Linked DNA regions of Homo sapiens: all the other regions are linked to region 1. A link is a loop called in an ENCODE intact Hi-C map of the cell type or tissue named here. Cell type or tissue: heart left ventricle. All regions are shown on one strand.

The links. A loop is a pair of places that touch in the nucleus more often than their neighbours do. Peaks named below come from ENCODE experiments on the same cell type or tissue, not always from the same donor. Only the 100,000 strongest peaks of a DNase experiment are listed, where the experiment ranks them.
Region 2: a loop joins it to region 1, with 6 times the contacts of the local background. A loop is called at or near these places in 103 of 110 quality-filtered maps.
Region 3: a loop joins it to region 1, with 9 times the contacts of the local background. A loop is called at or near these places in 49 of 110 quality-filtered maps.

What each region holds. Positions count from the first base shown.
Region 1 is chr6:1,599,898-1,607,897 of GRCh38, reverse strand. FOXCUT (FOXC1 upstream transcript) reads right to left here and starts at 2,367. Exons shown (of 2, transcript NR_125804.1): 1 at 2,099-2,367; 2 at 540-1,882. RefSeq lists enhancers at 1-448, 806-1,306, 1,307-1,807 and silencers at 3,109-3,178, 3,229-3,648. In heart left ventricle, CTCF peaks have their summits at 3,180 and 3,382 (motif pointing left); DNase peaks (open chromatin) are centred at 2,637 and 3,387; H3K4me3 peaks cover 1,321 bases; H3K27me3 peaks cover 7,132 bases.
Region 2 is chr6:2,099,631-2,107,630 of GRCh38, reverse strand. All of the region lies in intron 4 of GMDS (GDP-mannose 4,6-dehydratase), which reads left to right. Among named protein-coding and RNA genes, the nearest start is that of GMDS, 140 kb to the left of the region's middle. In heart left ventricle, a CTCF peak has its summit at 3,142; a DNase peak (open chromatin) is centred at 3,550; H3K4me3 peaks cover 835 bases; H3K27ac peaks cover 198 bases.
Region 3 is chr6:2,690,655-2,698,654 of GRCh38, reverse strand. It overlaps MYLK4 (myosin light chain kinase family member 4), which reads left to right. Exons shown (of 13, transcript NM_001012418.5): 3 at 5,796-5,871. Among named protein-coding and RNA genes, the nearest start is that of MYLK4, 56 kb to the left of the region's middle. In heart left ventricle, a CTCF peak has its summit at 3,007 (motif pointing right); no DNase peak of the experiment used is centred here.

The DNA of each region.
Region 1 (8,000 bases):
GAACACCTCAGCAAGTGGTGAGTTCGGTCTTGAAGCTGCCTTTTACACTGCTAGCGGTGCGCGGAGATGAACGCAGCGATTACGGATGCTTTGTTTTCCGAATGCGGGAAACGCCTTCGGCCCCGAGTTTTGCAACAGGCAATGGTGCCCCGCTGCCCCCTCCCCCACCAGCCTGTCGCCTCCTGCTCTTCCCTGCCTCCTCCCTCCATCGGCCCAGTGAAGTGTAAACAGCTTGTTATGTAAATTGCAAATCGACCTGCAGCGGTGTTCTCAGCTCTCCGTTTTGGGTATAAAAGTCGCCGTTGTGAAATTAGTGTCTGGCGTGCGAGAAAAAATGGAGGGACGTAGTTTTATCAAGATCAACTTTCCACTGGTTTAGCTCTGGATATTCGCCAGGAAAAGATATTTGCATTTGTGTTTTATAAACTTACTCGGAAGCAAGCCTCCAGTAAGCGGCTTGATTGTATTTCAAGCACTTTTCTTATTTCATTTTTGTTGTTAGTGGTGTTATTTGAACATTAAGACGCAGGCATGAAGTCTTTTGGGGAACAGGTTAAAGCTTTTATTTTCAGGTTACAGTTTTTGATGCCCCTTTCTGCTACTCCACGGGGTACTTCAATCATCCGCTTCCGCACATCTCTTGACTCATTTGGCAGAAGAGCCCCCACGGGAACCCTTCGGCTTCTTTTCTGACACCTCACGTACTTGCAGCCTGAAGGCCCCGCAGGCGACAGCGGTAATGGATGTTTGGTGGAACCCTCCCTGGGCCCACACTCCGCCCCTCCCCAGCAGGCCGGGCAACAATTCCCAGGGCCCACCGAGGGGTGCTTAGCTCGGAGGAGGGGGAGTGACGTCACAGCGATGTTCAAAACAAGGCCTCCCCTGGCCCCACCATAGAAAAGCACCAGGAAGGGGAATGTGGCGAGCACTCCAGGAAATGCTCGGATTGGGGACCAGGTGACACTGTAGGAATGTGTGTGCTGGGGGATGGGATGGTGTCCTAAATATGGGTCACCAGGAGCCAGAAGGAGCTCTCTTTTTTCTTTTTCTTTTTCAAGTAAAGCAGAGGAGGTGGAGATTGGGATGGGGGCAGTCCGGAAAAATCACTCCCTAGGGGTGTGAGCTTAGCTCGTGTTGTGCGGATTGTCCCCGTCACAGCCCAATCACCTCTGTGGTGTGCCTAGACGCCCTCTCCCTTACCTCCCCGCTTTCTGGCTTCTCCATCCTCTGGGCTCTGGGTTCAGCCCTGAAAGCCGAACTGTGGGCTGCAGTGGGGAGGCGAGGGCAGGTAGAAACCAGCTTCAGGGGGGGCTCCACCTGGCCCAGGAGCTGGGGGACAACAGAAAAGGCAGGCTTAGGGCATGAGGGAAGGCGCTTCTCCTGCTGCACTGGGGCAGTGATTCCTGGGGGCTCTGCACACACAGGAGGGAGGCTGCAAGTCCACAGCTGCTTTAGCATCTTTCCCTTTGCTGGGGCAGACAGAGTGGAAGATTAAGGCAATTAACCCCAGAGGGCCACTAGAAAACTGTCCACTAGGCTGCCATCACAGACCACTGGAGCAAGGTCCGCTTGGGGATGTCTTTGAGCTTTTTAGATTACTTAGATAATTGTCTTAGTTCTCCATTCGGCCTCCTTTGCTTAGACCAGAATCCCAGGGGTAGGGGAGGATATCCTTGCATCAATGCCCGGCATTCGTTTTCAAACCACCAGGCCGGCAGGCAACGTTAGTCATCGGTGCGACTTTTCAGCGGAGGAAGGAGTGGGGACCGAACATCTGGGTGGCCGCGACCTTGGGCAGATACTCCTTAGCTGGGGGATTTTCAAGTAGAGGATTTGTCAGCACAGTCCCTCCAATTCAGCCCCGTCCTTAGTAGAAAAATTTCTACAATAAACGAAAAGAGCGTTTGGTTTTCGATTGTTTTAAAGACAAAGTGATCCATATTGCCTGTCTACATGGTTGGATTAATCCGATAGTTGCCCTCCTGGGGGCAGACCTCCACGGGAAGTTTGTGTGATGGGATAATTTAATGTCATCTAAGTCCCCTGGAGGGGCGGTTCCCCTAACTACTCACCCAGGAGAAAGCCAGCCAACACCTACCTGATCGTTCCCGCCTCGGGATGGCCCACCTATCGCCCCTTGGCAGGAAAGCCCCCGCCTCGAAGGGCGTTTCGGGGGCTCAGAGCCGAGCTAAGCTGCAAGAGGGGGCCATGGGGAATGCGGGAAGTGAATCTTTAACTTTGGTGCCCGGCTTCAAAAGACTCAGGGCTTCTTGTGTTCAGGCAGAGGTAAATGGAGATTCAAACTGTCGTCTTGCATTAACAATCCGGAATAAAAATAAAATTCGTAAAGGGATAGATGATCGGAAAGAACAAATGGTGCATGTGTGCGCGAACGAGCCCCAGTTTCTCTCCATCCAGGTCCCCAGCGGACTCAGAGCGGCCGCCGCACTCCACGGCCTGGGAGGACAGAGGCCCCGCAGCCTCCCAACCTCGGCTCATGTGGGGGGCGCGCCGCGCAGGGTGGGCGAGTCCCCAGGCCCCAGAGTCTGCCGGAGCCAGGGTGCGCGGTGCGGCGGGAGCCGGCCGTCGGAGGACTGCAGGGCGAAAGCGCCTTCCTGGGGCTGGAGCAGAAGGCGTGTGCCCCTGCACGGACGCGCCTTGGCTGTGGGTGTGGGAAGAAAGGCTTTGCCCCGTGAGACAGACCCACAGACAGCCCCGGAGCCGCCGGCGGGGTGAGGTGGGCTGCAACCTTGCAGGTGGCTGGCTGTTCCCAGGTCTCCGGCCCGGCGCCGCAGCGGACCCAGGCGCCGGGGCCGCAGCCAGCCTTCCTTCCGAGTGCTCCCTTCGCGGAACCCTGCGCCCTGGGACCTTCCTTCCGACGTCCCTCACCCCGGCCGGGGAGTGGCACCAACGCGGACGCACCGCCGGGCCTCCTGCGGGTAAGGCGCGGTCGGCCCCCAGCTCTGAGCCTTCTGGGCAGGAGCCCCGGGGGCCTGGGCCGGGGCCGGTGTTTGCACCTCTCAGGACAGGGACAAGGCCGACACCCGGCTCGGTGCAGCCGGCCTCCCCCGAGGACCTGAGGGCCGACGCCTCCGGGAACCGCTGGTCCTCGCGAGTGGGTCGGCGCCTGGCAGCGCGCGCCGGTGACCTGGTGGTCCGTCTGCTCCCAGGCCGCCCCTCACAGGCTTCCCGCCGCTTCCCCGCGAGCGTCAGCAGAAAAAGGGACGATGTGGAAGCCCGGAGGCCCCTTGGCCGACCCAGGCTGGGGCTCTCAGGCTGGGGGCACCTCACCCCGGCAGGTCCCGCGCCTCGGGAACCCGGGGCCAGGCAGCCGTCCTGGGCGCCCGCACCGCGCACTGCGCGTGCTACGAGCGCCCCCTGCCGTCGGAGGCGTTGTCTCCGCGGCGCCTCTGCCCGCGCCGGGCTCCAAGGGCCGGCTCCGCCTGTCCCCGCACAGCGTCCCCTGGGAACCGGGTCTCCAGAGAAGGAGGCCTGGGGAAGACCGCGCCGCCCGCGTGGGACCCCGCAGGGCCTGGCACCTGGTTTTCTAGGCTGCAACTCTCATCCCTCAGGGTCCGGGCGGGAACAGCCCCATCGGGGAGACCCTCTCAGACTTCCAGGCACAGACCACGGACGCTTTTGTTCCTGGAGTGGAGGGAGGTGACCCGAGACTGGGGCTTTCAGCCACCGCTACGCATTCCTTCCAGGCGGCCCTTTTAATTGACGTACACGTTACAGAAAAAGCAAGGCCGCTCCATCCAGTGAATTACATTGTGGGAGATGCCAAGGAATGTATTTACTGGCAGCCAGGTTTGCCAATAAAAGTTGCAAATAAAGACTGCTGGTTTCCAGGAAAATGTACTTCTGTTTTTTAAACACTCCTTAGTCTTAATTACCAAAAACTGAGCCTCCAAAGAACCGGTTTCGAGAACAGGACCAGTGAGTGGCGGTGCTGGCGAGGCCTCACACCCCCACGTGCAATCACACACCCCGATGTCGCCTATGGGAACAAGGACCATGCACACCTATGGCTTTGCCCACAGAGAGGCTCGCCCGTATTTACATACGCAGCAGACACAGACACAGGCGAAACGTTGGCACACAGAGAGGTATGCGCTCGGATTAGGGCTGTTTAGTTTGGAAGTGAAGAAATAAGAAAAGACAAACTATGGCAAACAGGCGAATTTCCACAGAAATAAATGTCTGCGAGGAAAGGAGGCACTTGCTCTGTAGTGTTTAGTTATGGTCGCCCTGGTAGTTCTTTTTAGTCCGACCGGGTTGACTATAAATGAAGGCAGCAGAGAAATGCAGAATTTACATTTACTAAAGGTCCGCTTTGGCTTGGGGTCACAAGGACCCCAGTGGGAATTAGAAAATCTCCCCACTCACTAGATGGAGCAGCACCTCCCCCCACAAAAAAAGGGGTTTGGGGCAGAGTGTGCACGCTAATGAGAGGCAAATTTATTCCATGTTTCTCCAATCTTAAACACGGACACTCATAACCACAATTATAAAGACTGGTAGGATGCACAGAACACTTAGTATGCGGTCATCCTGCTGTGTGCTTTAAACACTCCTTTCACCTAATCCTCACAAGGACGCTGACATGGATATTATGATCTACATCTTACACATGAGGAAACTGAGCTTAAAGAAAAGAGAGAGCTTTCCCAAGATTACACAGCCCTCGCAGTTGCACTCTGCACAGGCTCACTGGATCTAAGACGCCACTTATGATAAGGTACAGTGCTTATGAGCCACTAAGAGGGGAAAAAACTAAATTATTAAATATCATCAGTGGTAAATCTCATCTCCGTTTCAGTTGCTAAAATGAAAAAAAAAATGTGCATTTCAGATCGATGATACGTTTACTAATCCATGTAATCAACAAACACATAGAGGCCTGCTCCGTGTTTGGCTTTCTTCTAGCAGCTGGGTGTGTAACAGAGCACCCTTTGCAGACATCCATGAAGCTAAATACTAATTATTATGGGAAGGATGTTTACCCACAGCAACCGTTGAATCTATTATATATGTGTACACATACTGACTTGCACTGGTCTGGTTTATCTGCACACTTCCATACTCTTCTAGAGATGCTCACGCCAGTGCTATGAGGAGAAACTGGTATACGCGCATGCACAGAAAAATGGTATATATTTGGACACAGACATTCTGTATAAACGAATAAAGGACCTGCTGGTGAATGCATTGTTCTCTCCTCCTGGATGCTATCTGGTGGCTCCTCTCCTGCTTTTCCCTTCATTTAGTTTCCCCAAGGAAGATTCTCCAGAAAACACAGCAAATAAAGCAGAGAGGCTCTTTTCTGCCCCTGCCTCAATGGTGGGCCCGCTCTTACCCACAGCTCCAGACAGATGGGCAGGCAGGCAGGCAGGCCAGGAGCCTCAGAACACTGAGGAAGCAGGAGCAGTTCCTCTCGGACCCATGGCAGACGTCAGCCAGAGGAGGCTGGAGGAGGGATGGGCAGCAGGAGGTGGGTTTCAGGTTGTAGCTCACCTCCAGGACACCATGCCGGGGCTGTCCAGAAGTCACCAAAGTCAAGCCCTTGGCATCATAGAGAGGGAAACTGAGGCTCTCAGAAGAGAGCTGGCCCAAGATGGGGAGGGCTTCTACCCAGGACTTGCAGTCTAGTGCGGCCTTCCCCCAGCAGATGCCCAGGCTCCTCCGCCTTCAGTCCCACCAAGGCCTAGCGACTAACGCAGCTGTTGTCTTTGGCCAGGTAGGCCTTGAGGGTCAGGGTTGGGGTAGGAGCAGGGAAAAGGAGAGAGTGGGTGGCAGGGAAGATGAATGAAGGGCGGAGGGTGGCAGGGGCTTTTTCCTTTTCCAGGAATTCCTCCCTTGCCCAACACAAGCTTGGCTTGGGTCTGGACGATTGACCCAAAGGCCAACCCTTGGGGGAGAGAAGAGAACCCCGGACGCAGAGCCAGAGGAGGCCCAAGACCTCAGGCTCCGGAGGTGTTTGGCCACCAAGTGCGCGGGGCAGCAGGGGCCCTACTTTCCCGGGGTCCGGCCCGCCACAGGGGTGCCCAGGGTCTTCTCTGTGCGGTCTTCCCTCGAAGAGCCGGGGAAGCCCAGTCCTGCCGGAGTGGGGCACAGGGCACCGCGGCCCAGATTCCCCGCGGAGCGCCCGGCCCTGCCGGCCGCGGCGACAGTCTGGGGCGGTCCTGCTTCTCCTCAAGACCAGCCGATGGGTCGGGGCGCCTGGTCTCCCGGTGTCTCCCCGTCGTGCGCAGGAAGGTGCTTTTAAAGGCCGGCGGCCGGCGCGCGAGCTCGCACACCGCAGCCGCGCCGGCCTGTGTTTAGTCTGGCGCTGAGGTCCTTCCTGAGCAGATGGGAGGAGGAAGCCTTCTCCAGGCCGTTCCTGCCGTCGCCCACCCGGCCCATCCATCATTTTCTCACCTACTGGCCCCAGGACCGCGAAGTCCTCACTGAGAGCTGGGCACAAAGTCCGGGCCGGGTCACAGACCCCCGCCACCTCGCCCGCGCGTGAGAGCTTTTCCTTCTTCCTTCAGCACAAAGGCTGCCATTATTGCATGTCCCTGTGATGAAACACGCACCAGATTAGATAAGGCTGAATTGCACTTTTATAGGGTGCCAGTATCGTCCATGAGACACTCTCCTTTTATTCGTGAGAGTGTGCGCTTATAAGAATGGTTTGCTTGAGTAGTTATCACTCTCCTCAAAGAGACAACATCTACACACAGAGTGACTTCTTAGGGAAGGACTGCGGGATGCCCAGAGCGGGGGAAATTAGTTACTCGCCGAGAAAGAGCAAGTTACTAAAAGTTGCTGACCTCTGGGGCCTGGCCCAGTCAGCCAGGAGCACTGTTTTGCTTTTGTGTGTGGCAATTCCGCATGGTGCCCGGTGCCATCCCAAGAAACGCACCCTAGGAGTTTTCATTGTTTGCCTTTGTGAGCATTTGCTATCAAAGATGCGGTGTTAGGCGTATTTGTTTTAGTAAGGAACGCATCCAGAGGCGGGCAGACGTGTCACTGGGAGAATGTTTTGGCAGGAGCGGGGCAGGGGTTTTACATAATAGGAAAACAGATGCAGCTCCACCCTTCGAACATCAAGGCAAACACATCCACGCATTTTGTTTAATATCAGTCACATTGTCTACTGTCTGCTGGAAGTAGGTTAATTTTCTAGTAAACACCACTCTTACTGCTGCCAACTGTTTTTTTCTGGAATGGGCTCAGACTCACCCAGGTCCTCCTGCTTTGTTCATTTCAGGTTGTCTTTGGATATTTTAAAAGAGCTAATGCATGACAATAATATTTCCATATATATATGGAAATACATATATGTGTGTGTGTGTGTGTATATATATATAGAGAGAGAGAGAGAGAGAGTGTGTGTGTGTGTGTGTGTGTGTGTGTGTGTGTCTTAGTGACCCAGGCTGGAGTGTAGTGGAGGGATCCTTTTGCTTCTAAACAAAGCTTGAGAAAACTATACCTCGTATTTCTCTTTCTCCTTAGTTGGGCAAATTTTGCATTTCCCTTGATTATGCATTAAATGGAGTAAAATCAGTTTTTCTAATTCTTTTTTTTTCTTCTTGCTTGTTTGTACATCAGCTTTCCTGATGATATCTCTATAGCTCTGCCGATTTCAAGGAGATTCAATTATCAGATGGTGTTGACAGTCTGCTGTAAATCTCATAAAAGGAGAGTTGGGCTTTATTTTCTGGCTGTGCCAGACATTTTCCAATTAAGCATTTAGAACCTAGAAGGCATCCCCGACTAGATCAGAGTAATATGAAATACAGGTCAAGTGCTGGATTCAAAGTCCTTAGCAATGTCCCTTTAAAAACAAATTTCTCTGATATGCCCAGATCTGGGTTTCCAATATTAGCATAACTTTCAGTTTTATCCACCAGGCAAACAAATGTTGTGTCTACATTTGGGGCAAAAAGAAAATGATGGATGCATAATTTCTTTCTCTTAGGAAGAGTTTCTGGAATTTTGAGGGTTCACTCTGG
Region 2 (8,000 bases), 500 kb before region 1:
ATCAGTCCTGTTGTCCCTTCACCTGTGTGGACACAGCCCCCGTGATAACTTAATACAGTTTGTAACCACTTTTATTTGTTACAGCGCAAAATTGCAATACGAAACCTTTTTCATTTTATAATTTCATGTTTAGGTTTATAATGAATAAACACCACGATTGTAAATATGACTAGTTTATTCCCATGGTTCTTAGGAAGAAGTTGAGCATGTTTGACTTTGTATTCATCAGGGTAGGCAGGAGTGTATGCTGTTGGTGGGTGCCTGTGTGTCATCTGGCTCAGATTCTTCTTGGAAGCCTGTTGTAGATTTGAGCAATTGAATTCAAATCTAAAACCACTTAAAAAGTCCTTTATAGTCCATTAAGAATTTATATGAGAGAGAACACTCTATGAAAGTTCTCCTCTCCCTGTTCAAACAGATTGTTCTGTTTTATTAGAGCTAGGTGGTATTGTAATTTTGATAACAGCTAATAATGTTTGGAATTTTGCTCATAATTAATTAGTGGACCACACAAAGCTATGCTTGTTGGGTTTTTCACCCTTAATGTGTTTATAAATAGTGGCTTGTTTACTAAATAAAATCCAGAGTAGCATTATTTTAGTATTGCAACATTATTTTATATATATTAAGCTAAAATTAATACAAATAGCTAAATGAACATATTTACCACAATATTAATTTCTAGATGCTATTTATAAAAATGGTGGGTAAAGAGTAAGTTAGTAAATACACTGTGAGTAAAACTTTTCCTTTTTTTTTTCTTTTTTTGAGACAGAGTCTCGCTCTGTCGCCCAGGCTGGAGTGCAGTGGCACCATATTGGCTCACTGCAATCTCTGTCTCCTGAGTTGAAGCAATTCTCCTGCCTCAGCCTCCCGAGTAGCTGTGATTACAGGTGCCCACCACCACGCTCAGCTAATTTTTGTATTTTTAGTAGAGACAGGGTTTCACCATGTTGGCCAGGCCGGTCTCCATCTCCTGACCTCAGGTGATCCACCTGCCTTGGCCTCCCAAAGTGCTAGGATTACAGGTATGAGCCACCTTGCCCAGCCAGGATTCTTGATTAGATTACAGTATGTAATTTACATAAATTAAGGTGAAGACATAAATGATACTTTGTTTAATACCATAATGTATCTCCCCCGCCCCCAAAATTTGTATGTATATTTAAAAAAATTAGACTTAATACCTCTTTTAAAATACATAGTAAAGCTTGATATTAAATATGATTTCTACTTTATCCTTACATATGGCGGAGTTTATAAAATTTGCCTTGTTAAAGTTGGATCCTTAAAGTTAGTACGGTAAAATAAAATGAAATCTTTTCTAGTTCAAAAAATGTAATGCGTAAGAATTTTTTCTGCTACTTTGTACTGTAAATCATTAATTGGATACCTTACCAGTGCCAGCAAGAAATAAATCATATGAAAATGGTTTGAATGTATCAGATTTCTATTTTTTGAAAAATGTCTAAGATCGAAGATGAGTGATTAGTAGGTATCACTTTTACTCTTTGAAAAATGGCAGAGTATGTTCCTAGTTTGGAAATGTTAATTTAAAGTGTAATCCACAGCGAATTTAGATTTGCTTTATTTATAAGAAACCGCACATCAAGCCTTGGTTTGGCATGTTACAGCTCCGTTAACAGTTTATCGTTAAGAGACTGATTCTTTAGAAAATGTTGCACCCTGAAAGGTTAGCTCAACTTGTGTACGGTTCTAGTGTTGATAATTAAAGTGAAATGTTTGCCAGAGAAGAGGAGTATTGTGTTGATAGCAATTATGCAGTTATTCTAAATGGGAGCTGATAGAGAAGAGGCAGCAGTTTCGCACTTCTTATGCTGTTTGGTATATCAGGGTAAAAAAACCTGTTCCTGAGTTTCTTTTCTACTCCCATTCCATATATTTCATTGGTGCCAGGTTTTTATTTTTTTAGTATATAACAGTAAAGTCTTTTAGAAATTAGTGGTATTGACAAAATAAACCTTTTAGGACATTCTTCAAGACTGTCAACCCACATTATTAGTACTGATGGTAAATAACCAGTCTTTACCCTGAGTGCATGGATTAATTGTTACATGGTGTAGGGGACAGGGTTTTTTTGTTTGTTGTAACATTCCCATATGGCTCACACTAGAGTGCCTTTCTATTTGTTTGTTTGACACTAACTTATCTTAGGACAATTCAGAGCCAGTATGGTCAGTCCTAAAGGGGAGGCTGAGAGGCTCTTTAGTGTGGTCTGATACATTTCTCCATCTTCCCTAGAGAAGAAGTGTTTGAATATTTGACAGAAGTTAGTCGATTATTATGTCACAATATTTGAGTTATTGGTTGTTTACATAATGTGTGTAAATAATTTTTTCATCTGTTTGCTTTGCATTTGCTTTATATTAAATATTAGGAAAGTGTTTTGGTTTAGTGATCATTTCTTTTTTTTTTTTTTTTTTTTTTTGAGACGGAGTCTCGCTCTGTCACCCAGGCTGGAGTGCAGTGGCGTGATCTCCGCTCACTGCAAGCTCCGCCTCCCGGGTTCACGCCATTCTCCAGCCTCAGCCTCCCGAGTCGCTGGGACTACAGGTGCCTGCCACCACACCTGGCTAATTTTTTGTGTTTTTGGTAGAGACGGGGTTTCACCATGTTAGCCAGGATGGTCTCGATCTCCTGACTTTGTGATCTGCCCGCCTCAGCCTCCCAAAGTGCTGGGATTATAGGCGTGAGCCACCGCACCCGGTTAGGTTTAGTGATCATTTCACTCTATCATTTGGCAAGATATTTAGATTGCAATTTAGCAAAAATTAATTTATCTTATTGGAATTATTTACTTAAGTGACTTAAAATTTCAACTTTTGTTTTTCAAGCATAAGTTCATCAAATTTGCCAAATTAAAATTTATCAGCAGCAATAATGGAAAAAATCTATTGGTTATGTTCAATAATATTATGTTAAATAATGTAACTTCAGTCATTTTTCAGTTTTATAAATTTGCTTCACAGAGAAAGAAATGGAAATTTCCAATAAGCTTTACGTTTGTGTAGGGAAGCAAATTATCCCTAAAGCTTCCTTCTTCATCCCTCTAGATTAGAGACATGATTGTTTTTGAAACTGAGGAAGTTTCTGGTGTGTTTAAGAATGTTGTGCTCTTTTATACACATAGATGGCAGCAAAGAATTAGACAAAGGAAGTGAACCTTGCAGTTGTAGTGAAAGATGAGTGACAGTACAAACTGACTCCATCAGCATAGCTGCCTGTGTCTCATACTTAAACATAAAATAAGAAAGAAAGCTACTATTGATAACACAAGAATATAGGAGAACGAAGAAGGCTCTGAGAAGCTGTAATACACTGAATTTCTGGACAAATCCCAGGTGGGGAAGCTTAATCTTTTAAGGTATGTCATCCACTCCTGTAAGATGATTGAAATCAGCTAAGATAATATGCATGTCAAAATAAAGAGACAGTGAAGGGCTGAGGGGCAGTAGGGCCAGAGGGAAGTAAAAGAGAAACCACGCACAAGTTGCAGCGGCAAGCAATAGCCTGCTGCCTGCGGGCACTGTGGAGTTTGGCCTGCATGTCTCCTCTTTAGTTAAGCAAGTTACAAAGAGGAAATGTCAGTCCACGAATCAGGCAAACATTCCCTGGGAACGTTTGCTCAAATGTCAGCATTTTAGAAAATAGAACTGTAGTCTATTATGGTTCAGTCCCCATACTGGGTTTGCTGTTAAGTGCACAAGCACAAATATATTGCTTAAGAATGCATTTGCTATTAACAAGTCATTTTATGTCTTAATTAACATTCCTAAATAATGACATAATCACTATAAAAGATGACAGTCATCATTATAATTAATATTTAATATGTGTGTGCTTCCGAGGACCTTTCTGTGGCTTCTCACAAATTTCCAAGGTAATTTTCAAGTTTTAGAATTGCATTTGGTGAGATCACAGTCATGAGGATCTAATGAAGTAGAATCATATTTAGTAGAAACTGAGATTCGGAAGTGAGTTGTAGAAAAGCAATTTGTAACATGTCCTTAACAATCCCATCACCTCAGTATCTTACTAATTATAAACGAAATAAGGGCTTCTTAATGCCACTAGAGTAATGCTAACATTGTTTAGGAAAACATTTCTCCTACCCTCTATTTTTTTTCTGGTCTACTCTCAGGAATTTTAGTACCACAGACTAATCTCTGGGTCACAAAATTTATTCTAAAGGTGTGTATAACAACGTGCTTAAAAGCAGTATCTGGCAAGTCTCTCTTGTGACAGCAACGTTATTTCTGACATAATTATTTTCTTAGTAAATTTGATATCTTAACAACCCCTTCCCTCATTTCTGAGTTCAAAAAATAACACTTAATATAATTTATTTCTCATACTTAATAAAAGCTTACTTGAGAGCATATTGCCATTCATCCTCTAGCTGCTTCCCCCAAATGAGGTTAGAAGGGAATGCGGTTTGCGAGGGTATAAGGTGGTTTCCAGCATCGTACGCTGTGTACTGTAATGGGCCTCAATGTTGTTTTAATGAAGCATTAAACATATTCTGGCTGTTGCTTGTTACTTATTAATGATTAATTGGTTATACTCTGTCATATCAGTAGAAAAAGAAGATATGTATGTAGTTTTTCTGTTTTAAGCAGTCTACTGTGTTAACTTCAGTTTGTATGCACAGATATTATCTGTGTTACCCTAATATTTTTAGTAGTGTAGGCGGTTTGAAAACAAGGACAAAGAAAATTCTGATGTCTAAACACATAATCTTGCAATTTTGTGAATTTTTAATTTAATTAAATGGAATTTTATAAGTTGAACTTTCATTATCATATATTTCTTAAAACCAGGGTGTAAGATAATTGAATTAGTCACAATTACATAAACATTTCTTTATAGGTCATTTTTGAGATAGCAAATGGGTTTTAGATTAAAAGGTTGTTTAAAAACAGCTTTTAATCAGAATATAATATGTTTTGCAGGTGACTGCGTACTTTTTCTTTTACACTTTTAGCCCCTCTTTGGCAGGCATTAGATTTAGACTGTGACTTTCTTAATGCAATAACATCGTGCAGATTATTTATGTGACCTTTTCACTGCCACGGTTTTCATTAAACGGACAGTATTGCAACACCATTTCCTTCAATTGCTTGGTTTCAAAAGAATCGTGTCTCAAGCAGGCAAATCTAAGTGATTTGTGTTGCTTACTAACTGAAGAATATTGTTTTAAAACTTTTTTTAAAAACCAGCATATTAATTTTCTTCATATTAGCACTAGAACATTTATTTTCCTTGACAATATTTTATAAATATTTTGCATGAATAATTAAATGTTGGATAATTAATAACATTTTTTTCAATTTGCTTATAATTTTTAAATGGGCTTTTAAAAATGATACACTTTATAGTTTTTGATGCCCTTTTTAAAGTCTAAAAACAGATTTTGTATGAATTATAGGGGACTTCAATGTTTTATTGGCATTTTATAACCAATTTTAATTTATGATGGCTTTACATTTGTTTACGTGACTACATCTTACAAAATCTTAGATATTTGAAAAATTTCCAGTGTAGTATAATAATAGCTTAAGTAATACTTGCCTTGTTTGTCTTTCTTACTTACTTTAACTTTCACATGGTTAATTAAGTAGCATTCCTGTTGATTAATAAACTAGAGCGCACACTGTTGTTTGAGGTTAAAATACCAAAGTTTTGTGCTTATGATACTTAGATTTTCCTTTATGTCCAAATTGTCCTTTCTTTTATCTGATGTAAAATATTTAAACATATATAGATACTTTGAAAATTATTTAAATTGATAGATGATTGCATGTAATCACGAAGTATGTTTTCTCATGTGGCCATTGTTTTTCAATGAAGTGTTAATGGTTAGTGGAAAAATTTGTGTAATATAAATGCCCTAAAGTTCAATTTTGGCGCTAAATTTAATTGCCTTTTTTCCCCCACAGTTTGTGTCTTTATTTTAGATAAACACATAAGTTCATAAATGTATTGCTCATATTTCGTCTTTCTTGAGGAATGGTTTCAGATAGATTTGATATACTTTCTCTCATTTCGTGGGAGATTCTTTTCTCTTTCTCTCAGTTTCTAACTGGGGATTCCACTTATCAGGTTGAACCATCTTACATGATGATGATTCTTGGTGGTGCAACTTTGTTGGCACAGGATCCAGAGACTAATCCATAAAGCAGTTACTGGATTTCCAATGTGTGAAATATTAGTTTGTCCCTTTTTCTTGTGTTTTTTCTTCTGAAAAGCTTTACTGAAATTTCATTTTTTATTTTCTCTCTTTTTTTTGTTTTTTGTTTTTTTAGTGTTTTTTTACCATGCTACTTATGAAAGAATTTCCTAAGAACTTTCCCAAGTTCTATCACTTGGGAAAAGATGTGTTTTAACTACAACAGAAACATCCCGGTTAAACCCTTATCTGGTCAGAGATTTTTAGTTCCTAGCCAGTAAAAAACTGTTTTTTATAATGTAACATAAATTACATACTAAATTAGTACTTTCAGTAAAAACTTTTCAGTAAAATTTTGACACTTAAATGCTCACTTTTTAAAAAAAAAATCTCAGTAATGTCAGGTCATAGGCACATGAAATGTTTAATACAAAAATTGCAATATCTTTCATAATAACATAGAAGTTAACAGAGTTTTGACTAATCTTACTCATTTTCTTGCATTCTTACAGAAAATACTAGTACAATTGTAACCTTTAGTGAAATTAGTTCTTTGTAAGAATTACATTTCTATATGTAAAACAACTATAAAAAGAGTGCCAAGATTTAATGCGTGCCTTCACTTTTCGGGGACGTTTTATTTTTTCCACTGTAAGTAATCTTAATTCCAGATGTTAGCACATGACATTTTGTGTAGTGCCCCTATCACATGTTTGAGTTTTTTTAACATTAGCTCTATGATCTGATGCTATGTATACTATCTTGACTCGTCAGTGATATAGATTTTGTTGCTGTCATTTAGTTTTTATTAATAGTCTTCCATTTGTATTAGTCAAACTTAAAGGCATATGTTTGTTGCCACATACAAAATATTTTACGGAATAATCTGTAGTTTATTTACATTGTATTGTGACGTTAGACCTTTCTAGTACAGCTTTATAAAATAAAATAGTTGGTTGCATATAGAGGTATCTTATTGAAACATCAGTGTAATGATAAAAATATTAATTGTTGTAATGTTTAGGACATTAGAAGAACACAGATGTGGCCACCTTTTGAAAACTTAGAAGTTATTTATCTCATAGGAATTTGTAATAAATCCAAAAGATAACTATAGGGTTAACACATGGAATGACGATTTCACTATATTGGCAATTTATTTACATTTCTTTAACCCAATTTTAATTGTAATTCTGTGATTTAAGCCTCATTGATTTATATTTTTGATTGGTATATTGAAATATAAAACCTTCTAAATTCTAACTAGCACAGGGTACTTTTTCTTTGTCATGTGAAATTAAGGGAATTAATCTTGTCAGAATTTTTATAATCATGTAAAACAAACCTGTGAGGAAGACACATAGTCTCTCTGGGCCTCAGTTTTCCCATCTGTAAAATAGGATGTGAGGCTTTGGGAAACAGGTAAGAGTTATGCTGTATGTTCTCCAAGATCTCCTACAACCCCAAAATTTCATGATTGTCCAATTTGTTTTTGAAGTGGTATTGTGCTTATCAATATAAATTACATGTCCTGTCTAATGAAAACATCAGTGTTAATAAAACCTAAGGATGAAAAGTTCAGTTTCTTTTAAAAATCATACTTTTTGGGAGAAACAATTGTCAGATATTAGCATATAATGGTTTTTCTCAAGAAATATTTAAAACTTTATATAAAGTTATCTTGCACCTTTTTAAAAACTTAATGCAGAATAGTGGAAATTCTGGGATGGAAAAGGCATTATATTCTATTTTGTCAGAAAGTATAAATTAAAGTTAAATGCTGTATAAGCTTTTGGTCATACTGTTAATA
Region 3 (8,000 bases), 1.1 Mb before region 1:
CCCATTAGGAATCTAATCCAAGTTTAATAAAGTCATTATAAATTGTTATACTTTTGTTTAGATATTTCTAGAACTTAGGTAAAATGGCCAAAAATTGTTCATCTTGGCATTTCCACAAACAGTAATATGCAAAACTGTTATTCAGGGTACATGACCCAGCGTCCTCTGCTAGCAAGAAAAGACTCTGCGGAGCCCAGGACTGGTCAGATTTATTCCATTAGGCTATTCCTTTTTCACACTGAACTTTTAGAATTTAAATACACTTCCGAGTTTTCTTATCCTGATAACCCCCTTGTTGTAGAAAGGCCATGTGGGTGATACGTTCAGAGCTGAGGAGGTTTGAAAAGACCAACACTTGAGCCTGGCAGTAGAGGACAGAGCTGTAGGACAGGGTGGCCGACCTCTAACATCTACCTGCCACCATCAGAGTCCAGGCTGTGGGTCACAGCTACAAATTATTACAAATATTTGTTCTCCTCCATTCTTCTATCTGGCCTGTTTGCAACAGTTTTAAAAAGAACCAGGAATTCTCTATATGTTATGTTATGAACACAATTTTCTGCAGCAACTGTAATCCCAAAATGCATGGCCGTTGATATTGCTGGCCATCGGCTATGTAAATTCAGGGCTGTGGATATGAGCCACCGTGGCAGGGATGCATCTGAGATGGCCCCCAGGGCAGCCTGGCTTTTCAGGGGTGCAGCCTGATGACAGAGTGTTCTCACAGTGAACGTGCCATTCCAGAAAGCACTGTTTTCTTCATCACGCATTGCTTCACCAAGCACTTCAGAACTTTACCCTCTGTTCGGTGCTGGGGAAACGAAGGGGAAGAGAAGGGTCCGTATGCCAGCGGGCAGACAGACACATTGAGAACGCTGCAGTAACACGGAAAACGATGGTGGCATTGTTGAGGTCCAGAGGAGCAGCCCTTATCTCAGCCTTTATGTTCTTTCAAGGACAAATCCGTTTTACCATTGATTTTTTAAATGATTTTTATTGAATGGGAATGAAAGAAGGATTAGACGATGTTGTTCAGTTGAATGAATTTCCCTTTCAGCTATTCCGCCACTCTCAGGAAAAGTAGGGTTTTGATGTAGTACTGGGACAGGTCTGTGACGCAGGGCGAGAGCGCACTCATGCCCAGGTAGCCGGCACACGCCTGTGGACCGATGCCGCCCTGCTGTTCAAATCTGGATCCTATGGCAGTAAATGTAATGGTTAACGGAGAAAAGAGGATAAAGTGCTGACTTGAAATTGCTTAAATAATCAAAACTGGCACGCAAGCGATGAATACTGAACTCTTAAAAGCAGTACTTTGCAGAAGGAGAAAAAGAGTTTGCAAGAATTGAGCTGATAGTTCTAATTATGTTCTTGCACTCAAACCGACTAATTAGAATGATCCTGCTCCAAAACACACTTCAGAAAATCAGAGTGTGAAGCACGGTGTTATCTACAATTGTCTCCAAATTATTTTGATTTTGTGCTGCCATCAGTAAAATATTTTAAAGCACTCCGCGATATATTTATTTATAATTATATACATTGATAACCACTACATGCATTTTATTTTATTTTATTTCATTTTATTTTATTTTTGAGACGGAGTCTCTCTCTGTTGCCAAGGCTGGAGTGCAGTGGCGTAATCTTGACTCACGGCAACCTCCGCCTCCAGGGTTCAAGCAATTCTCTTGCCTCAGCCTCCTGATAGCTGGGACTACAGGTGTGCACCACCAGGCCCAGCTAATTTTTGTATTTTTAGTAGAGATGGAGTTTCACTATGTTGGCCGGGCTGGTCTCAAACTCCTGACCACATGATCTGCCCACCTCGGCCTCCCAAAGTGTTGAGATTACAGGTGTGAGCCACTGCGCCTGGCTGCACTTTTATTTTTATAAATAACATTTAATATGTCAGAGATACTTTTATATGTGTCCAATTGTATCAATATATTTTTAAAAACATATGTAAAATATAAATGTTAAAAGAATGGTGTCTTAGCTTGGGCTGCTATAGCAAATTATTCTGGACTGGGTGGTTTAAACAACAAACATTTATTTCTCACAGTTCTGGGGGCTGAGAAGTCCCAAATCAGGCTGCTGGCAGATCCAGGGCCTGGCGAGGGCCCCGTTACTAGTGTGTAGTGGGCTTCTCCCCATAAAGAGTGAGCAAACTTTCATTTTGGTTCTTATAAGGGCACTAATCCCATTCATGAGGACTCTCCAATCATGACCTAGTCACCTTCGAAGGCCCTACCTTTTAATAGCATCACCATGAGGGTTAGGATTTTAATATATGAATTTGTGTGCGTATATCGTCGGGGGGGATACATTCAATCCATAAGGAATGGAATAAATTGAAATGAGTTCTAGCATGTCCTTGATACCCTCCAAAGGACTACTATGGACACTCCCTGGGTACGTATATCCCACTTACGAGACCAGTCTAGGAAGCCAGACAGAGTGGAGAGAGCTAAGCTGTGTTTTGAATACTTGGACATCTGGACCACTTAGCCTTTCTTCCCTGTGTCATTCTACATCCACTGATAAATTATTATAAAAGGAATTGGTAAATAGTTCCAAAGAAATCCATATGCAAATATAGAAATATTTTTAAGTGAATTTGCATGAAAGAGGTCCTTAGGTTCATCCCAGCCATCGATGTGAATTCAGCAGAGGAATATAGTCACTGACATGGTTTTCATCCCATTAACTGGGGATGGTCAGGATTGGGTCAGAAACTTAATGCTTAAGAGCACTGGTCCTGTGCTCTTTAATCGGTAGAAGACATGTTTCATTTTTGGACAATAAACAAGGTGTATCTACAAACTTGAGCTTTCTATTTTAGCAACTTCTAGGCATAACTTAGAAATACAAAGTAAAAATGTTTCATATTTTTGGTTGCAGTCCTGAAAAGAAAAGGAGAAATACAGCGTCTGTCCTGGAAAGGACAGGAGAATACAACTTCTGTTTGTTGGAAACTCTTCGGTTCAAAGTTCCTCTAGATGTCAGTATTACATAGGGAAATGAAACTATAACAGCCTTTGGCAATGAATAAAGGCCTTCTTACATTATTTAAATGGAAAAACATATGTGATATATAATTACTAAAGAAAAAAGCAACCTCTCTTGGAAGCTGGCTTCTTATATTCCTCAATACTGACAGCTTCTCCTGTTGGTCAAGTCCAACTCCGAACCCAAAGAATATTGGGTTAGCATGTGGACTTTTCCACCTGATACTCAGATGGCCTCAGGGGCAAACGTGGATCTATCAGTGCTCCATGGAGTCTTACAGCCAGCTGCTCAATTTTATATACTTTTATGAGTAGAAATTGACTGATACATACCAGTTTTCATTATTAAATCCACGTATGCTTATATCATTGCATTCATGCCACACAGAATAAACCCAGAAGCACAATGTCTATTGATACACCAGAAGTTTTCATTTCAAAAGGGAAGAACTGAAAGACAGTTATAAAACACCTTAAACACAATTTGTTAAACTGTCTTATTCGACTAATTTGGATATATGCTTTCAAAATTGGACTTAAATTCTCTCCTTTTTTTGCTTCTCTTCCATGTTAATTGTAATCTTTCGACAAATATTTATCTCTTCACTCTGCTAATTTGTTTTTGATTTATGACCTTCTCTCTTAATCATTTTTCTTATCTCCTGTGGTGCCAACTATGTAGTAGATCTCAATAAATAGGAATCATGTAACTTGGCTATAGTCTTTCTATCTTTTTTTTTCCCCAGAAAGACAGTATAGGGTGGTAGTTAGGTGCACTGGCTGAAGTAGACAGCTGGGTCAGAATCCTAGCTCTACCATTTCTAAACTTTATAACCTTGGGAAATTACCCAACTTCATTTGTACGATGGGGCTAATAGTATCTATCTTAAAGGGCTGTTAGCAGGAGCAACCAGTTAAACAAAGTGCTTAGAAGAGTGGTACATAATGTGTGTGCACAATACATGGTAGCTGTCACCACTACCACCATCATCACCATGACCGTCACCATCACCACTACAACCGCCATCACCACTACAATCATCACCACCACCACCACCACCACCACCAGCAGCACTACCACTACCACCACGACTACCACCACAACCAACACTACTACCACCACCACCACCACCGCCACCACCACCACCACCACCATGACCACTACCATCATCATCATCATCATCACTACGTACTGGTCTCTGAAGTAATCACCAGGGAGTCAAAGATGAACCAGTCTTTTTGCCCACTGGAAGTCCACAGTCTAGTGGGAAATTGACAGGAAAAAAGGCTTAAAGTGTTATAAGGGACACCAGGGGTGGGGATATGTGCTGAGTTCTGTGCAAGCACAGAGGAGGGAGCAATCAGCTTTGTTTGAAGAGGCGGCAGCCCATTGTCCCTGCAGAGGGAAAAGTAGGCAAGTGCCGTCTCTGGACTTTCACTTAAAGAGAAACTCTGAAGCTCTCACTTCCAGCCTTGGCTTTCCACAGATTTACTAAACATGCCTTTATGTTTTAAGTTCACCATCTAAAAAACGGAAATACTCTGAATCCATGGAGCTGCCCCCTGCATTGTGTAAAAGCACATTTGCAGCCGGACATGTTGGCTCACACCTGTAATCCCAGCACTTTGGGAGGCCGGGGCAGGCGGATCAACTGAGGTCAGGAGTCCAAGACCAGTCTGGCAAATGTGGCAAAACCCCGTCTCTACTGAAAATACAAAAAATTAGCCAGGCATGGTGGTACATGCCTGTAGTCCCAGCTACTCAGGAGGCTGAGGCAGGAGAATCGCCTGAACCCGGGAGTTGGAGGTTGCAGTGAGCTGAGATTGCGCCATTGCACTCCAGCCTGGGCAACAAGAGCGAAACTCCATCTCAAAAAAAAAAAAAAAAAAGCACATTTGCAATTTGTCTTGATATCTGTGCTCTGAACTTACATGGTGTTTCATGCTTGCAAATCAGCTGAAGGCAGATTATGTTGTGTTTCAAAGGGGAAATAAATACTTTTTTTGGACATCCACACAATGTCATTAATTTATAATGCAAAACTTTAGAAGTTGTGATAATTTGGGTGGATTGGGCTAATGTTTCCCTTTTATATGGGGTACATTAGCTAACGGTTTGCTCAACTAATTCAGATACTCCAGGACTGTGAGAAGAATGTTTATCCACTTAGGAAAAGGGCCATCTGTTCTAAGCACTGTAAAGGTTCCATTTATAAAGCTGACTTTCATCTCCTACTCTCTGGTTTACAGAGCCCATTCACATGTATCCTCTCATTTCTATTTGATTTATATGTCAACCATATCAAGACAACTTACACAGAGGTCAAGGGTGATGCACACATTATTAACATCCTTTCATCTATTCATGAAGATGGGCTTTTTCCCATAATGACAGTTTTACAGAATTTCTTTGAAAATAGTGAGCTCATTTCAGATACTGTAGTCTATACAGGCTTTCATTAATTCAGACTGTTCTGCCCTCTACATTACTATTAATTTTACTGGGCTTTTTTCTATGTTTGAATCATATAATATAGTAGTTTTCAGCCTGGGGTGACGGGTGATTTTGCTCCCCATTTATAGATCTCTGGAGACCTTTTTGGTCATCACAACTGGGAGGGAGGGTGCTACTGGCATCTGGTGGATAGAGGCCAGTGATGCTGCTGTCCTGTAATGCTCGTGACATTCCCCACCACACGGAATCATCCAGCGCAAGTGTCAGGAGTGCTGAGGTTGAAAAGCCCAGATGTGATATGTAACTTCAATTACTCAATTGTGCCTCCACAGGCGAAGGAGGTGTGGTCAAACGCCGACCTGACGGAAAGGATGCCCGTCAAAAGCAAAAGGACATCAGCCCTCGCAGGTAACATCTTTAGAAAAGTAGATAGTTATGGATGAAGAAAGTTCCGTTATAAAAGTCCTGTTGTTATTCAGAGGAAGTTGCACATTCATAAAGCCCTGTGCAGGAAGAAGTGATGTTTATAAAAAAATGCCCCCCCCCCCCTTTTTTTTTTTTTGCTTGTGTTTGGGTCTTACTAGTTACAAACAAGAAAATCTTTTGGAACCCAATTGGTCATATTTCCTTCTACTTAGCTTTTAAAAGCTTATATCTGCTGATAAAAAGAAACCTGGATAAAGATGCCATTATAGAAAGCCAAAATTATACTGATCACCTGCATTCTCCATTAAAATATTTTGTGTCCTATGGTGGCTTCTAGAGAGATCTACCCAGAAGAATCAGCTCTCCTCTGAGAAAGAAAAGGTTAATAAACTCAACAAGAAAAATGCTGAGAAGACCAATGCCTCTCTAGTTCATAGAAGTTTTGCCATATTTCACACAAAAAGACAAGACAAAGTAGAAGATTTTGCTCCAAGAAATTCTATAAATCCAAGAGAGAATATAGATGGAACAGACATTTCATGCACAGAGAGCCTGAATACACAGGAAAGTGATAGTGCTGGGAATGAACAGCAAGACACTGCAGATAAAAATGAACACCCAGTGTTTGAAGAAGAGAGAAACGGGTTTCATTCTAAGGAAGATACTAGTGGATAAGAAGCTGAGGAGAAAAGAGAACTGGCAACTGCACATGAGACAGTGCTGGACCAATGTCAAAATAAAAATCAATACGTGTATCAAACTAATGGTGACCAATTTCACGAAAGGTAGGGTTACAGCATTGCGTATCCACAGCAATGTTTTCTCTAGAGCTATGTGCCATTGCGGTTTAAGGCCTTATTGAAAGGATAAATGAAGAGAGTTTGAAGCAATGATTTATAACTTGGTTTTCCAGCTTATATGAATTTTTCATGGCCACATTTTCTAGCCATTATTTTTTCTTCTTGCCTGTGATATTTTCAGGCATTTTGTTATTTTCTATGTTTTCTACCAACTGGTAGACAAAGATGATGATTAATAGTGCCCACAGGAATCAGTATTTTTTAAAGATGAAGTAAAACAGTTTCATTTTTAGCAATACAGAACATATCCTTCCTAAGGACAAGAATTAAATAATGACTAGATTTATCCGTAAGTTAAAAACCTAAATCTGAAAAAGCTTACCTACTCCATTATAAATAATAAATTGCCTATTTTCCCAAATATTGTGAGGATGAAGTAAGACATAGATTATTGAATGACTTTCTTTCTCAACTACACAGTTTCACTTATAGATTCAGGTAATATTATAGCCAATTAAAATGAACTACTCTAAGTTATGAGTAATCACATATCACAGTATCTATTTGGAACCAAAAGTATCAAACCACTTGTGTGGTCTTTTTTAGGGATTTAAAACATAATTCTTAGTTCATTTTTTAATAATGTATCTGAAACCTCATCTTGGAGAAATTTAATTTTCCAAGAATTAAGCATAAATATTAATGATTGCTAAGAAAGAAACTTCAACACTGCCAGATGTGTTCAGTAAGGTCGAGAGCTGCTGAGAAATGGAAATTAGGTCAATTCTTCCACTGATAAAGGTTTAGTCTCACTGCCGTTAAGATTCAGAGAGATTGGCTGGGTGCGGTGGCTCACGCCTGTAATCCCAGCACTTTAGGAGGCTGAGGCAGTTGGATCACGAGGTCAGGAGATGGAGACCATCCTGGCTAACACGGTGAAACCCCGTCTCTATTTAAAAATACAAAAAAATTAGCCGGGCGTGGTGGCGGGCGCCTGTAGTCCCAGCTACTCGGGAGGCTGAGGCAGAGAATTGCTTGAATCCGGGAGGCGGAGCTTGCAGTGAGCCGAGATCGCGCCACTGCACTCCAGCCTGGGCGACAGAGCGAGACTCGGTCTCAAAAAAAAAAAAAAAAAAAAAAAAGATTCAGAGAGATTATTGCTTCTTTTATCATGCTATAATTTAATAATTTCTCTCTAAGGAAAGGAAGTGAAAAAATGAAGATCAAATTAGTTAGGTATTCATAAAATGACGGCTTTTGTTAAGTTCCAGTGGAATAACTTGGGGTCACGATTTGGCCAGTGGTGAGATT